Linked DNA regions of Homo sapiens: region 2 is linked to region 1. Evidence: read pairs that join two places in POLR2A ChIA-PET (ENCODE). Cell type or tissue: PC-9. All regions are shown on one strand. Links, peaks and the distances in the headings refer to the core of each region. The heading gives the core; the rest is flanking DNA.

Region 1 (7,918 bases), core at 1,755-5,754:
CAGGCTGGTCTCGAACTCCTGGCCTGAAGCCATCCTCCTGTCTTGGCCTCCCAAAGTGTTGGGATTACAGGTCTGAGCTACCATGCTTGGACTACTTTTCAAGCCAGATTGATTGAAATACAATTTTCATAGAGTAACATTTGCCCTTTTTATGTGTACAGTTCTATAAATTTTGGCAAATGCTTATAGTCATGCAATCACTCCAACAATCAAGATATAGGACATTTCTAAAACCCCAAATAGCTCTATCAGGCCCTTTATTTTTATTATAATGTGGTTATTACTAACGTAAAGTCCGTAATTTATTCAGCTTTCTTTAGTTTTTACCTAGTGTCTTTTCTCTGTTTCAGAATCCCACCTGAGATGCCACATTACATTTACTCATCATATCTCCTTAGGCTCCTTTCGGCTGTGACAGTTTCTCAGACTTGACTTGTTTAATGAACTGGACAGTTTTGAGTATTAATTGGGTATTTTACAAAATGTCCCTCCGTTGGGATTTGTCTGATATTTTCTTCACTACTAGACTGGGGTCATGGTTTTTTGGCAGAAAGACTATAGAGGTAAAGTGGTTCTCATTACATTGTATCAAAAGTACATTCAATCCATATGATTTATCCCTGGTGATGTTTCCCTTTATCACATGTATGACGTAGTGTTTGTCAGCTTTCTACACTGTAAAGTCCTTCTGCCCCTGCCCTTTCCATACTGTGCTCTTGGATAAAAGTCACAGGTAAGAAGTAGTAGGGAGTGATGCTCCACTTTCTTTCTTATTTTGAGACAGAGTCTCACTCTGTCGCCAGGCTGGGGAGCAGCAGTGCCATCTCGGCTCACTGCAACCTCTGCCTCCCAGGTTCAAGTGATTCTCCTGGCTCAGCCTCCTGAGTAGCTGGGACTACAAGCACGCACCACCACGCCCAGCTAATTTTTGTATTTTTAGAGACAGGGTTTCACCATGTTGGCCAGGATGGTCTCGATCTCTTGACCTTATGATCTGCCTGCCTCAGCCTCCTAAAGTGCTGGGATTACAGGTGTGAGCCACCGTGCCTGGCCTTCACTTTCTTAAAAGAGGAATATTTAAATAAGTTATTTGGTATTCTTTTGCATGAAAGATTTGTCGCCTCCTTCCTATTTACTTATCCACCATTTATTTATATTTGTATGAACTCATGGATACTTATTTTATTCTTTGGGTTATAATCTAATACCATTCTATCTATATTATTGCCCAAATTGTTCCAGCTTAGGCCAGTGAGAGCTCTTCAGTTGGCTCTTGTGTCCCTTTGACATATTTCCATCATTGTGGATTTTTTCCTTTGAGCACCTCCTTACTTTCTGCAGTCAAATGCTTTACCTCTGAGCTATACCCCTTTCTATCCTCCTACATTCTGTCATTACAAGATGCTGCAGGCTCATCCTGTTTATTTCCTGTCCCAGTCCCCAAATCAGCCAATTCTCTAAGGAGCCTTGGTATTGTTTATTGGAGAATGGTATTAGAAACCACAATCAAGGCACTTGTGTTTACTGCTGCTGGGGTATTGTAGCTTCTAAGTCCTTTCTGCTGACAGAGCACTTCAGACATAGAGCACTGTCTCAAAATAAAAATAAAAATACTTCTGCATTTTCTTGATTGTTTTATCTCTTTATTTTTTTAATTCCCTAATTTTCACTTTTCCCCTAATATTGAATTTTCTTTCCAAGTACAGGCCAGTTGTCTTATAGATACCCCACATTCTTGATTTATCTTGTGATTATCTTGAGGCTAAATACGATTTTTCTTGACCTCAGCATTATTGACATTTTGGACTAGGGATTTCTTTGTTGTGGGGGAGCAGTCCTGTGCATCATAGAATATTTAGTAGCATCCTCAACCTCTATCCACCAGATGCAAGTAACAACCTTCCAGTCACGACAATCAAAACTGTCTGAAACATCGACAAGTGTTTCATGGAAGCATAATTGCCTCCAGTTGAAAATCAGTGATCTAGACACTTTTGTCAAGAATACGAGGTGAGGGTTGGGTACGGTGGCTCACACCTGTAATCCCAGTACTTTGGGAGGCCAAGGTGGGAGGACTGCTTGAGGCCAGGAGTTTGAGACTAGCCTGGGCAACATAGCTAGACCCCACCTCTACAAAAAATAAATTAGTCCAGGCTAATAGTGCATGCCTGTAGTCCCAGGAACTTGGGAGTCTGAGCGGGGAGGATCACTTGAGCTCAGGAGCCATGATCAAGCCACTGCACTCAAACCTGGATGACAGGGGGACCCTGTCTCAAAACAAAACAACAAAACAAAAAGAATATGAGGTGATATTATCTACTTGAGTACCACATCAGGAGACATATAATGTCAGGTTTATGGAACTGATAATAGTGATGTTATGTATAATAACTTGTTTAAGTTGGTAACCAGCAAATCTCTTCATTGTAATTAACTATTAATTGTAGTAGTACTTTGAGTCTGTGTGATGATCTTGTTCCATAGCAACTTTCCACCCAGTGTGTTTATATCTACTTATGATTTGATGATTCTCCTTTGGGTTCATATACTAGGGGATGCAAAATGATGATTTCCTAATTCTTTCCTGAAATACATGACAGCTGAACTGTTTCTGTAAAAAAGAGCTTTCCCTTTTATTCTATTCCCCTCTCTCTTCCTTTTTCTTCACTATTGATGCATGGATTTAAAATATTAATTGAGTTGGAATTATCACCCATTTAAAAAAAAATGCTCTAATTGTCCTACATTTGGCTAGTGGGAGTCCATTCACACTACTTACTATGTCATTTGTTATGAATATGTAAAATATTTATCTGGTTCAAATCATAACTAGAAAGATACAGCTAAAGGTTGGGTGCGGTAGATCATGCCTGTAATCCTAGCACTTTGTGAGGCCGAAATGGGAGGATTGCTTGAGGCCAGGAGTTCAAGACCAGCCTGGTAAGTATAGTGCGACCCCATCTCTTAAAAAAAAATTTTTTTAAAAAAGATTAAGGTCGGGAGCGGTGGCTCATGCCTGTAATCCCAGCAATTTGGGAGGCTGAGGCTGGCGGACCACGAGGTCAGGAGTTCAAGACCAGCCTGGCCAACATGGTGAAACTCCATCTCTACTAAAAATACAAAAAATTAGTCAGGTGTGGTGGCAGGTGCCTGTAATCCCAGCTACTTGGGAGGCTGAGGCAGGAGAATTGCTTGAACCTGGGAGGCGGAGGTTGCAGTGAGCCAAGATCACGCCGTTGCACTCCAGCCTGGGCAACAGGGCGAGACTCTGTCTCAAAAAAAAAAAGATTAAAAAATAAAAAGATATAGCTAGTGAAGTCCTGCCCATCTCCTTTACCTTTCTCTATAGGTAACCACTTTCATTAGTTTCTTAGTTATCTTTTTTCTCTTTGCCAAAGTAAATAAAAATGTAAATACACTCATACATTTTATCTCACCATTTTCTTACCACAAAGGTAGTGAGAGACAGGACTAGCTGGATTTCCTAGGCTGACTAAGAATCCCTAAGCCTAGCTGGGAAGGTGACTTCATCCACCTTTAAACATGGGGCTTGCAACTTAGCTCACACCGGACCAATCAGAGAGCTCACTAAAATGCTAATTAGGCAAAGACAGGAGTTAAAGAAATAGCCAATCATCTATCCCCTGAGAGCACAGAGGGAGGGACAATGATCAGGATATAAACCCAGGCATTCCAGCCAGCAACGGCTACACTCTTTGGGTCCCCTCCCTTTATATGGGAGCTCTGTTTCCACTCTATTTCACTCTATTAAATCTTGCAACTGCACTCTTCTGGTCCATGTTTGTTACGGCTCAAGCTGAAGTTTCGCTCGCGTCCACCACTGCTGTTTGCCGCTGTCACAGACCTGCCGCTGACTTCCATCCCTCCAGATCAGGCAGGGTGTCCACTGTGCTCCTGATCCAGCGAGGTGCCCATTGCCACTCCTGATCTGGCTAAAGGCTTGCCATTGTTCCTGCATGACTAAGTGCCTAGGTTCATCCTAATCGAGCTGAACACTAGTCACTGGGTTCCACGGTTCTCTTCCGTGACCCACAGCTTCTAATAGAGCTATAACACTCACCTCATGGCGCAAGATTCCGTTCCTTGGAATCCATGAGGCCAAGAACCTCAGGTCAGAGAACATGAGGCTTGCAACCATTTTGGAAGCGGCCTGCCGCCATTTTGGAAGTGGCCTGCCACCATCTTAGGAGCTCTGGGAGCAAGGACCCCTGGTAATAGTAGCATACTATGTGTACCTTTGTGCCTTGCCTTCCATGTAACAGTGTGTCATGAAATCACCATCAGTTCATACGGATCGTCTTTGCTCTTTTGGTAGCTGCAGAGTGCTCTATTGTGTATATGTACCCCATTCATTCAACCAGTCTTCCATGGACAAGCATTTAGGTTGTTTCTGATAGTTTACTACCACAAGTAACACCACAATAAATAGCATGGTGAATATGCTGTTTTGAATCTGAGGATGTATGTCACCAGGGTAAATTCCTAGAAGGGGTGTTGTGGGGTCCAAGGGTAAATGCATATGGAGTTGTGTTATACTGCCAAATTTCCTTCAACAGCCATTGTACCATTTTGTCTTCCCACCAGGAAGCAATAACAGTGGTGATTGCTTTCCTACAACCTTGCCTATAGAACTTGTAAGCTTTTGAATTTTTGCCAGTCTGATAAATTAGAAATGGTATCTCACGGTAGTTTTTTTTTTTTTTTTTTTTTTTTTTGAGATGGAATCTCGCTCTGTCGCCCAGGGTGGAGTGCAGTGGCGCAATCTCAGCTCACTGCAACTTCTGTCTCCTGGGTTCAAGCGATTCTCCTGCCTCAGCCTCCCAAGTAGTTGGGACTACAGGTTTGAGCCATCATGTTCAGCTAATTTTTGTATTTTTAGTAGAGACGGGGGTTTCACCATGTTGTCCAGGATGGTCTCAAACTCCTGAACTCAAGTGATCTGCCCGCCTCGGCCTCCCAAAGTACAAAGTGCTGGGATTACAGGCGTGAGCCACTGCGCCAGGCCTCTCACAGTTTTAATTTGCATTTCCCATACAGTGAACAAGCATCTTTTTCTTATGCTTGAAGGCCATTTGTTTCATGTGATTTTTAAAAACATCTCTCCCTCTGTCCTCATAATTTCCTGGCTATCACTTTAGATTTGTCTGCTTTATTTTATATCTGGATTTCTGAAATAGTCTTCTGGCTGGTTTATCTACTAAAGCCTCTCTCCCTTTAATTATCCTGAACACAGTTAACGCAATAACCAAATTAACTTCTTAATACCCCCTTCAAGACACCCACTCTCCCACTTCTGTTTTTAGAAGAACCTTCAATGATTCTCTTTTAGTCACAGAATACTTTTAACCTCATTAGTCTGGAATTCAAGATTTTGTTTTCAACCACTTCCCCAAACTTCTCTTTGCCTATTTCCTTATATTTCCTCATTCCTTCTGCAAAATTAGTATACTTGGTGTCTCAAAATCCATAGCAGAAGCCTTTTTTTCCTGCTATTGTCCAAATATAAAGACCCCCTATAGTACAGCTCTTCTCTCTTATCTGTCTAAATTCTATGTAAACACTAATGTTCACCTCAACTCCCATCTTCTTAAAAGCCTTCCTTGAACACTTCAGTGCCCAGAGGTTCTCTTTTTTTAAAAAATCCTTTTGGTGCATATATTTGTCCCCTTATTTGGCAGTGAATTTATATAGCCTTTCTCTTTTTTTTGCAATTCCTTACAATTTTTAAATTTGGATATGTTTTATCCCAAGAGTGGAGACAGCCATTTCAATCTGCAAATACCGATACATTTTCATGATCTCTTTCTAAGTTAAAACAAGGGCACATTAACCACTATATTTATTGATGAGGTAGAAAAGTAAGAACAACTTATGTAATTTGATTAAAATCAATCATCAAGTCAATGGTATATAATCTAAGATGTCTGGATCTCAGGTTATAGTTAAGAGTCATAGCTATTGCTACATTCCCTAAATTAAAACAAACAAACAAACAAAAAATGTGCCTCAAAACATTAGGTAAAAGTTACTCCATTTACTTCTATCCTCAGCTAGTGAAGAAATATAATTTAAAACTTAGATTTATCTTAGTAGTTAAAATTTCCATTCAGGATACTGGTTAGAAAGAGAAAGAATTGACATCAAATATTCTTGGAGCAGAATAGTATTATATAAAATGTTATCTATTTGTTTACAACTTGACAAAGAAGAGAAATCGAATCTCATAATTTAAAAAATCCTTATTTCGTCTCAAAGTATTTAATTCAACACTTTCTTCCAGACGAAACAATCATTTTTGGTCATGAGTTTAGTTTTCTGCCCCCTTTTTGGTAATCTTTCCTTGGAATAACAGATAGCTAGGTCCACCCAGGAAATAGATGAGATTCTAGTTAATCTGGAATTTGAGGGTTTTTTTTGTTAGGTATAAAAGATAGATATTAATGTTCACTAAATAGCTGGAAAGGAATACAAAGCTAAAAAAAAAAAAAAAAAACCCCAGGATTTTCAACAGCTAATTATTACATAATGTAGATGAAATGTCTCACAATAACTGATTTCACTTTTCTCTGACTCCCCTAGAGATCGTCTAGACCTGGCCCAGAGGTGAATCTACATTATTAAAATGGAATAAAGTTAAGTTCTCTCCAAAGGATGATGTCCCTTCTCACAGGAGGAATCTTGGGGAAATCTATAGTAAATTATTCAAATTTTTCAAGTTTGTATTTATCTCTTTAAAATTATAAAACTTAAACCATGGTCTGATCAAAGCTTCCTTATAGTTCTAATAGTTCATGAAAAATCATTTTTTAATTTTAAATATTTATTTATTTAGAGAAAGGATCTTGCTCTGTTGCCCAGGCTGGAGTGCAGTGGCATGAATACGGCTCACTGCAGCCTTGACTTCCCAGGCTCAGGTGATCCTCCCACCTCAACTTCCTGAGTAGCTGGGACCACAGGTGCATGCCATCACACTTGGCTAGTTTTCTGTATTTTGTTGTAGAGACAGGGTTTCACCATGCTTCCCAGACTGGTCTCAAACTCCTGGGCTCAAGTGATCTGCCCACCTTGGCCTTTCAAAGTGCTGGAATTATAGGCGTGAGCCATTGCACTTGGCCAAAATCATTTATTTTTGTATTGTATGGTTTATTTTTTCTTCTTCTTGGTTCATAAACAAAGTTTGATTAGAGAAAACAGCAAATCTAAGACCCTGGGTATCCTAAGCCATTCATCTCTGCTTTGAATTTGGGCAATTCTCAAATTCAATTCAACAAACATTCATGCATTAATTCATATTTATTATGTCCTGGGCACTCTGCTAGTTCAGAGCATATAAGTCAAAGAGCTTGTTCTCAGGTAGTTTAGTGTCCAGGCAGAAAGGTGTATACATAGCAAATATTACACTAGTCACCTCTAAAAGGTATTCTCGCTGGCCTAACAAAGGGAAACTAGAAAAGGGAGAATTTATTCTATTGGAGAGATCAACAAAGGGTTCAGAAATAAGGTGACAATTGGGTTCAGCCAAGTCTATCCAAGAATAAATGAGGCCCAATACATACAGATATTATAAATTAAGGGCATTTTAGAATTTAAAATGAGAAATTAGAGGTATTTAGAATGGTCTTGTCACCCTTTCTGGTGGTGTCACTGCACTTTATACCTGTCTCTACTCTGGCAGGTTGTCTTCTAAGAGGTTTCATTCCAGGTGTATCACTTGGGACAGATCCTGCTATCCCTTATAGTAGGATCACAGCCATATCACCTTTGAAATTCTCCCCATCAAGGCGAGCACTCAGCACACAGTAGACAAAGTTTCTTAAGTAATGAATGGACTGAAGAGCTTAATAGTGCTTTGTAAAGTAAATCAAGTAAATCAAACTTCCTAATCTATCTTTTTTTG
Region 2 (6,406 bases), core at 1,883-5,882, 300 kb after region 1:
GTGGTGACAAAATCTCCCAGCATTTGCTTGTCTGTAAAGTATTTTATTTCTCCTTCACTTATGAAGCTTAGTTTGGCTGGATATGAAATTCTTGGTTGAAAATTCTTTTCTTTAAGAATGTTGAATATTGGTCCCCACTCTCTTCTGGCTTGTAGAGTTTCTGCCGAGAGATCAGCTGTTAGTCTGATGGTGTTTTCGTTTTAAAAACAAATAATTTAGGCCTTTCAAATAGCATCCAAAACAAATTAAGGATTATAAAACTTGAATTTTAACATAAGCCTTGAAAAAATGTGAGGTTCAATAGTTATCTGGTTAATATGTCTTTTTGGTTTCTCTGTTGCCTGATATATTCCTGTCTAAAATTTTGATCCAAATTTAATATCTCTTGTTACACAAGATTTATATAAAAAGTAAATTCAGTTGCTTTCAAAAAAAAAAAACAAATAAATAAAAGGCCCTTGTTGTGGCAGCTCTGAGGTTAGCTGTAGCAGTTCCCCCCTCCCCGCCCCCCCCACACACACACACAAGTGTGTCCCACTATAAAGGTTTAAGGGTCCGGTATAGAGAAGGACAGTTTGTAAAGTATCTTAAAAGGTGCAGAATGAGTTTGTCTTTCTACTAAACTACAAAGAAATAACCACTATGGTGTGGAGAGACTTTACTTGTTGGCTTACAGATACTGTTATAAACGGGAAAACCAATCTTAATGTCCCAACATAGATGGATACCCCATTCTCCATGATGTGATTATTATGCACTGCATGCCTGTATCAAACATCTTGTGTACCCCATAAATATAGACACCTATTATGCACCCACAAAAATTAAAAGTTAGGCCAGGCGCGGTGGCTCATGCCTGTAATCCCAACATTTTGGGAGGCTGAGGTGGGCGGATCACAGTCAAGATATCGAGACCATTCTGGCCAACATGTTGAAACCCTATCTCTACTAAAAATAAAAAAGTTAGCTGGGGGTGGTGGTGCGCGCCTATAGTCCCAGCTACTTGGGAGGCTGGGGCAGGGGAATTGCTTGAACCCAGGAGGCAGAGGTTGCAGTGAGCTGAGATTGTGCCACTGCACTCCAGCCTGGCAAGAGTGAGACTCCGTCTCAAAAAATAAATAAATAATAATAAATTTAATAAATAAATAAACAACTGTCCCAACATAAATATTGGCAAAATAAACAATGGTTACACAATCCATGTTCCTTTATGATGATGATTTCAAGGAAAACTTCATGACATGGAAAAATAGGAAATCCCCTGACTTACTGATGTCATGGGATACTGGGATTTTGGTCAGTCCTTACACCTTAAATCCTTTCAAATGCTCCAACCCCATTTGAAAAAAAAAGTTATGCCTCAGTACTTACACCAATGTCACAGTACTGGTATTCTTAACCCTAGTCTTAAAATTGTTTAGGTATAAATTAGGGTTACCAAATAATAACAAAGGATGCTGAGTTAAATTTCAGATAAGCAACAAATAAACACTTCAATATAGGTATGTCCCTTGACATATCTGAGACATACTCATATTAAAAATTTGTTATTTTATCTAGCATCCTAGATACAAATATAAACTTCAGATGTGTTAGTGATAAGTTTTCTTAAAATATATTCATTAGTATCTTCAAAAGTAGTTTTTTGGTTTTGTTTTTATTTACTTCGGGCCTGGATTTTAGATTTGATAAGATAGTAAGTGCTATGAGGGCAGTGACTAGGTTTGTTTTTCTAGTCTTATATCTGATGTCTAGCTCAGTGCCTTGTACACAATAAGCTCTCAAAAACATCTGTGGTGAGTTAGAATGGTGATCATTAAAAAGTCAGGAAACAACAGATGCTGGATAGGATGTGGAGAAATAGGAATGCTTTTACACTGTTGGTGGGAGTGGAAATTAGTTCAACCATTGTAGAAGACAGTGTGGCAATTCCTCAAGGATCTAGAACTAGAAATACCATTTGACCCAGTGATCCCATTACTGGGTATATACCCAAAGGACTACAAATCATGCTACTATAAAGACACCTGCACACGTATATTTATTGTGGCACTATTCACAATAGCAAAGACTTGGAACCAACCCAAATGTCCATCGATGATAGACTGGATTAAGAAAATGTGGCACATATACACCATGGAATACTATGCAGCCATAAAAAAGGACATGAGTTCATGTCCTTTGTAGGGACATGGATGAAGCTGGAAACCATCATTCTAAGCAAACTATCACAAGGACAGAAAACCAAACCGCACATTCTCACTCATAGGTGGGAGGTGAACAATGAGAACACATGGACACAGAGCGGGGAACATCACACAATGGGGCCTTTCGGGGGGTGGGGGGGCGAGGGGAGGGATAGCATTAGGGGAAATACCTAATGTAAATGACGAGTTGATGGGAGCAACAACCAACATGGCACATGTATACATATGTAACAAACCTGCATGTTGTACACATGTACCCTAGAACTTAAAGTATAATAAAAATATATATATTTATCTGTGGGGAAGCCAGGCATGATGGCTCATGCCTATAATTCCAACACTTTGGGAGTCTGAGGCAGGAGGATTGCTTCAGGACCAGAGTTTGAGACCAGCCTAGCCAACCTAGTGAGACCCTGTCTGTACAAAAAATTTAAAAAAAAAATTAAGTGGGCATGGTAGTACGTGCCTGTGGTCCCAGCTCCTCAAGAGGCTGAGGTGGGAAGATCACTTGAGCCCAGGAGTTTGAGGCCAGAGTGAACTGTGATTGTACCACTGCACTTCAGCCTGGGTGACAGAATGAGGCCCTGTCTCTAAAATATCCATGGAGAAAGCAAATGTGTGAATGGTTAGTAGAACTCTGGGTATCTCTCTCATGCTACCTCATTCCTGGGAGACTTCAGTTTTCCCCATGTAAGGTACAACTTCATTTTTCCCAAAGTTTCTATCTTCTTTTTTCTCTGCACAAAAGTGAGTTGAAGAAGGGAATCCCATGACTGCCAGGAGTAAGTCTGAAAAGTATGTCCACAGCCTAAGGGACATTATTAGAACATTCCATTTAAAGCAAAACCTGCCTTTGAGTTGGGGCCTAGCAAATCTGGCCTAAGGACACAGTCCTGTTTCTTACCTATTTACTCTGTTAGTCTTTTGCACTTTTGTTGGTTCTTTTTTTTTTTAATTTTTCTTGGAATGGCAGCCTAGGCTTGCCAACTCATATGCTTACTTAGCTTTGCGAAAGGATTAAAAAGTAATCTACATAACCACCAAAAATTTTCATTAACTGCATCCACCCTTGTTCTATCTGACTTTATTTTTGGTTTCTTCTATTTTCTATCCTGACTCTACCACCACTGGCCACCTAATATATTTCTAATTCTAATTTTCATGGCTTTGTAAAATTTGTTCTACTGTTGTTGTCGTCTTAGAAGGTATTCTATTTCTTCAAAAGCCACATAAAGTTTTTAACTCCTTAGAAGAACCTCTGTTAAGTACAATGTTTTGCTATTTGGAACTACCTTCTCCTGGAACTTCCTGAATGCCAGCAATAACAATTATTATTATTCTCATCATCATTCTCTTATATTGCAAGAAACACGTACTGCAGGAACAAAGAAGCAACGTTACTTGTTCCTCATTTATTATATGCATAGCTGAATAGATAACATCTGTATTAAGTCTGTCTCAAGACTAACCAAGTTAATCTCAAGTCCATCTGCAAAATTAGCCTTTTAAGGCAAAACAGTATCTGGGGAAGAGCTCAAAGTGCTAAGAAATATTTTAAATATTGGCTGGGCGCGGTGGCTTATGCCTGTAATCCTAGCACTTTGGGAGGCCGAGGTGGGTGGATCACGAGGTCAGGAGTTCAAGACCAGCCTGGCCAACATAGTGAAACCCAGCCTCTACCAAAAATACAAAAAAATTAGCTGGCATGGTGGTGGGCACCTGTAATCCCAGCTACTTGGGACGCTGAGGCAGGAGAATCACTTGAACCCGAGAGGCAGAGGTTGAAGTGAGCGGAGATTGCGCCACTGCACTCCAGTCTGGGTGACAGAGTGAGACTCTGTCTCAAAAAAAGAAATATTGTAAATATTGAGGAAAAAGGCAGAAGGAGAAAGTTTGGAAAGAAACTAAAACAGAGAATATGAAAAAAGCAATATGATGGCAACATGGACTAATAGTAAAATCACAAGTGACACTGATTCAAGATGGTAATTAATGGATCAGAATGAACATTAGAAAATAGCTCATCTGCTCCGTGATTTTACAAGTGAAATAAGCCCACAGAGGAGTGGCATGCTAATAGCCACTCTGAGCTAGTAGTAAAGCTGAGACCAGAATCCAAATATCCTAAATGCAATTGATGTTGCTTTCATTTTATAACAGTGTCTTCTCTCCAACCAGTTGCTCTAATGTCTATACTTAAAATGAGACAGTACCGTGTACATCACCATAAAATGATGTCAGTACTAGAAGAATAAAGAAAAAAATTACAGCTCCAAACTTTATTATTGCCTCTATCACTTATCTTCCAAAATTAATTTCAAATGTCATTTATTCATTCATGTATTCTTCTATTGAAGGTTTTCTATGTGCTGGATATTGTTCCAGGCCATGGGAATACCACAGTTAATGAGATGCATGGCCTCCATTGAATTTGTATCCTAGAATGAGAAAACCAACAGTCACCAAATCAACAATATGGTTTTGGATTCACATAGATATCAAAGAGGAAATTAACATGCTGAAGGCAGACAGGAATTGGGCAGGTGAGATTAAAGATCTACCTTAGCAAGGATATTGAGGGAGGTCTTTCAAAGGAAGTGATATGAAGGCTGAGAAGGCATCCATCATACAAAGACCAAAGGAAGCATATTCCAGGCAGGGGAAACAAGGGAAAGGGCTTGAGACAGAAAGCGAGACAGAGATATGGCCAAGTGTGATGAGCAAAAAGGAGGTGTGTCAAAGACTAGTTCAGAGAGGTAGAAAGAGGCTAGATCATAATGGCCCTTGAAGATAACTTAAAAAAAATTAGACTTTATTTCAGGATCAATAAAGTCATTAAAAAAAAATCTCTTTTGAACTCTGGAAGTTTACTCTCTGTGGAGAATGACTGTAGAAGAACAGCAGTGGAAGTAGAGGCAATTGCTGTGAAACAGGTCAACACTGATGGTGGGATTAACCAGGTCAACACTGATGGTGGAATTAACCAGGATGGTGGCAGTGCAGGGGGAGAAAGTCCACAGATTCATAGCTGCAAGATAAATGTTAGTGGTGGGGCCAACAATATCTCTTGATGACTCAGTGAGGAGAAACGAGGGAAAGGGAGAGAATCAAGAATGATTCTGTTCCATTTTTGGCTTCAGCAAAAATGGATAAATCATGGTGCCATTCCCTGGGAAAGAAAAGGCTTGGGGACCATGGTAATAGGTAGAAATGTAAAAGTTCCACGTATGTTATTTTTATTATTATATTTTATATGTTATATTATATATGTATGACATATATCTTATATGTTATTCTTATATTTTTATATGTTTTATTTTATTTATTTATTTATATTTTTTGAGATGGAATTTCGCTCTTGTTGCCCGGGCTGGAGTGCAGTGGTGTGATCTCGGCTCACCACAACCTCCACCTCCCGAGTTCAAGCAATTCTCCTGCCTCAGCCTCCCGAGTAGTTGGGATTACAGGCATGCACCACTACACCCGGCTAATTTTGTATTTTTAGTAGAGATGGTGTTTCTCCATGTTGGTCAGGCTGGTCTTGAACTCCCGACCTCAGGTGATCCGCCTGCCTAGGCCTCCCAATGTGCTGGGATTACAGGCGTGAGCCACCGCGCCTGGACATGTTATTTTTATTATTACATTTTAGGTGCTTATTAAACATCTAGTTGGGGATGTCCGGAAGGTAAACGGTGATAGAAATTTGAGGCAAGAACACCAGCATAATGGTGATTTAAAGCAATGGGAATTAATGAAATCCCCTAGGAAAAGAACAGAGCTGACTGAGCCCTGGGCTCTCCAAACTTTACACATGTGGGAGAAAATGTGCCCTCAACAAAGACAGAAGGTGCAGGGGGAAAGACAGAAAGAAAACTCTGGGAAAGTGCTCTCAAGAAACAAGTCAACTTTTTCAAGAAGGAGCAAATTATCAACCATGATGTCAAGTGAAAGGTGGAGTCAGATGAGAACAGAAATATATCCATTAGCTTTGAAATATCAAAGCATTGTTGCTTTGATATTTCAACAAAAGCAATTTTACTATCGTTTTTAAAAATCAGGCACTGTGGAAAGGTTAAGAGTTATTTTTATGCATATGTGCATCCTTCCAAATCTATCCTGCATAAAACAATAGCCACATACACACAGGTCTTTTTTGTTTAAATGTAAAACATAAACGGGAACACATCTTCATCTTCTAC

The links. ChIA-PET counts read pairs that join two places held together with the same protein. Peaks named below come from ENCODE experiments on the same cell type or tissue, not always from the same donor. Only the 100,000 strongest peaks of a DNase experiment are listed, where the experiment ranks them.
Region 2: POLR2A ChIA-PET joins it to region 1 with 9 read pairs; 2 of 35 experiments call an interaction of 5 or more read pairs at or near these places.

What each region holds. Positions count from the first base shown.
Region 1 is chr9:76,243,160-76,251,077 of GRCh38, reverse strand. All of the region lies in intron 24 of PCSK5 (proprotein convertase subtilisin/kexin type 5), which reads right to left. Among named protein-coding and RNA genes, the nearest start is that of RFK, 150 kb to the left of the region's middle. In PC-9, for the core only: no CTCF peak of the experiment used is centred there; a DNase peak (open chromatin) is centred at 3,477.
Region 2 is chr9:75,944,252-75,950,657 of GRCh38, reverse strand. All of the region lies in intron 2 of PCSK5 (proprotein convertase subtilisin/kexin type 5), which reads right to left. Among named protein-coding and RNA genes, the nearest start is that of PCSK5, 57 kb to the right of the region's middle. In PC-9, for the core only: no CTCF peak of the experiment used is centred there; no DNase peak of the experiment used is centred there.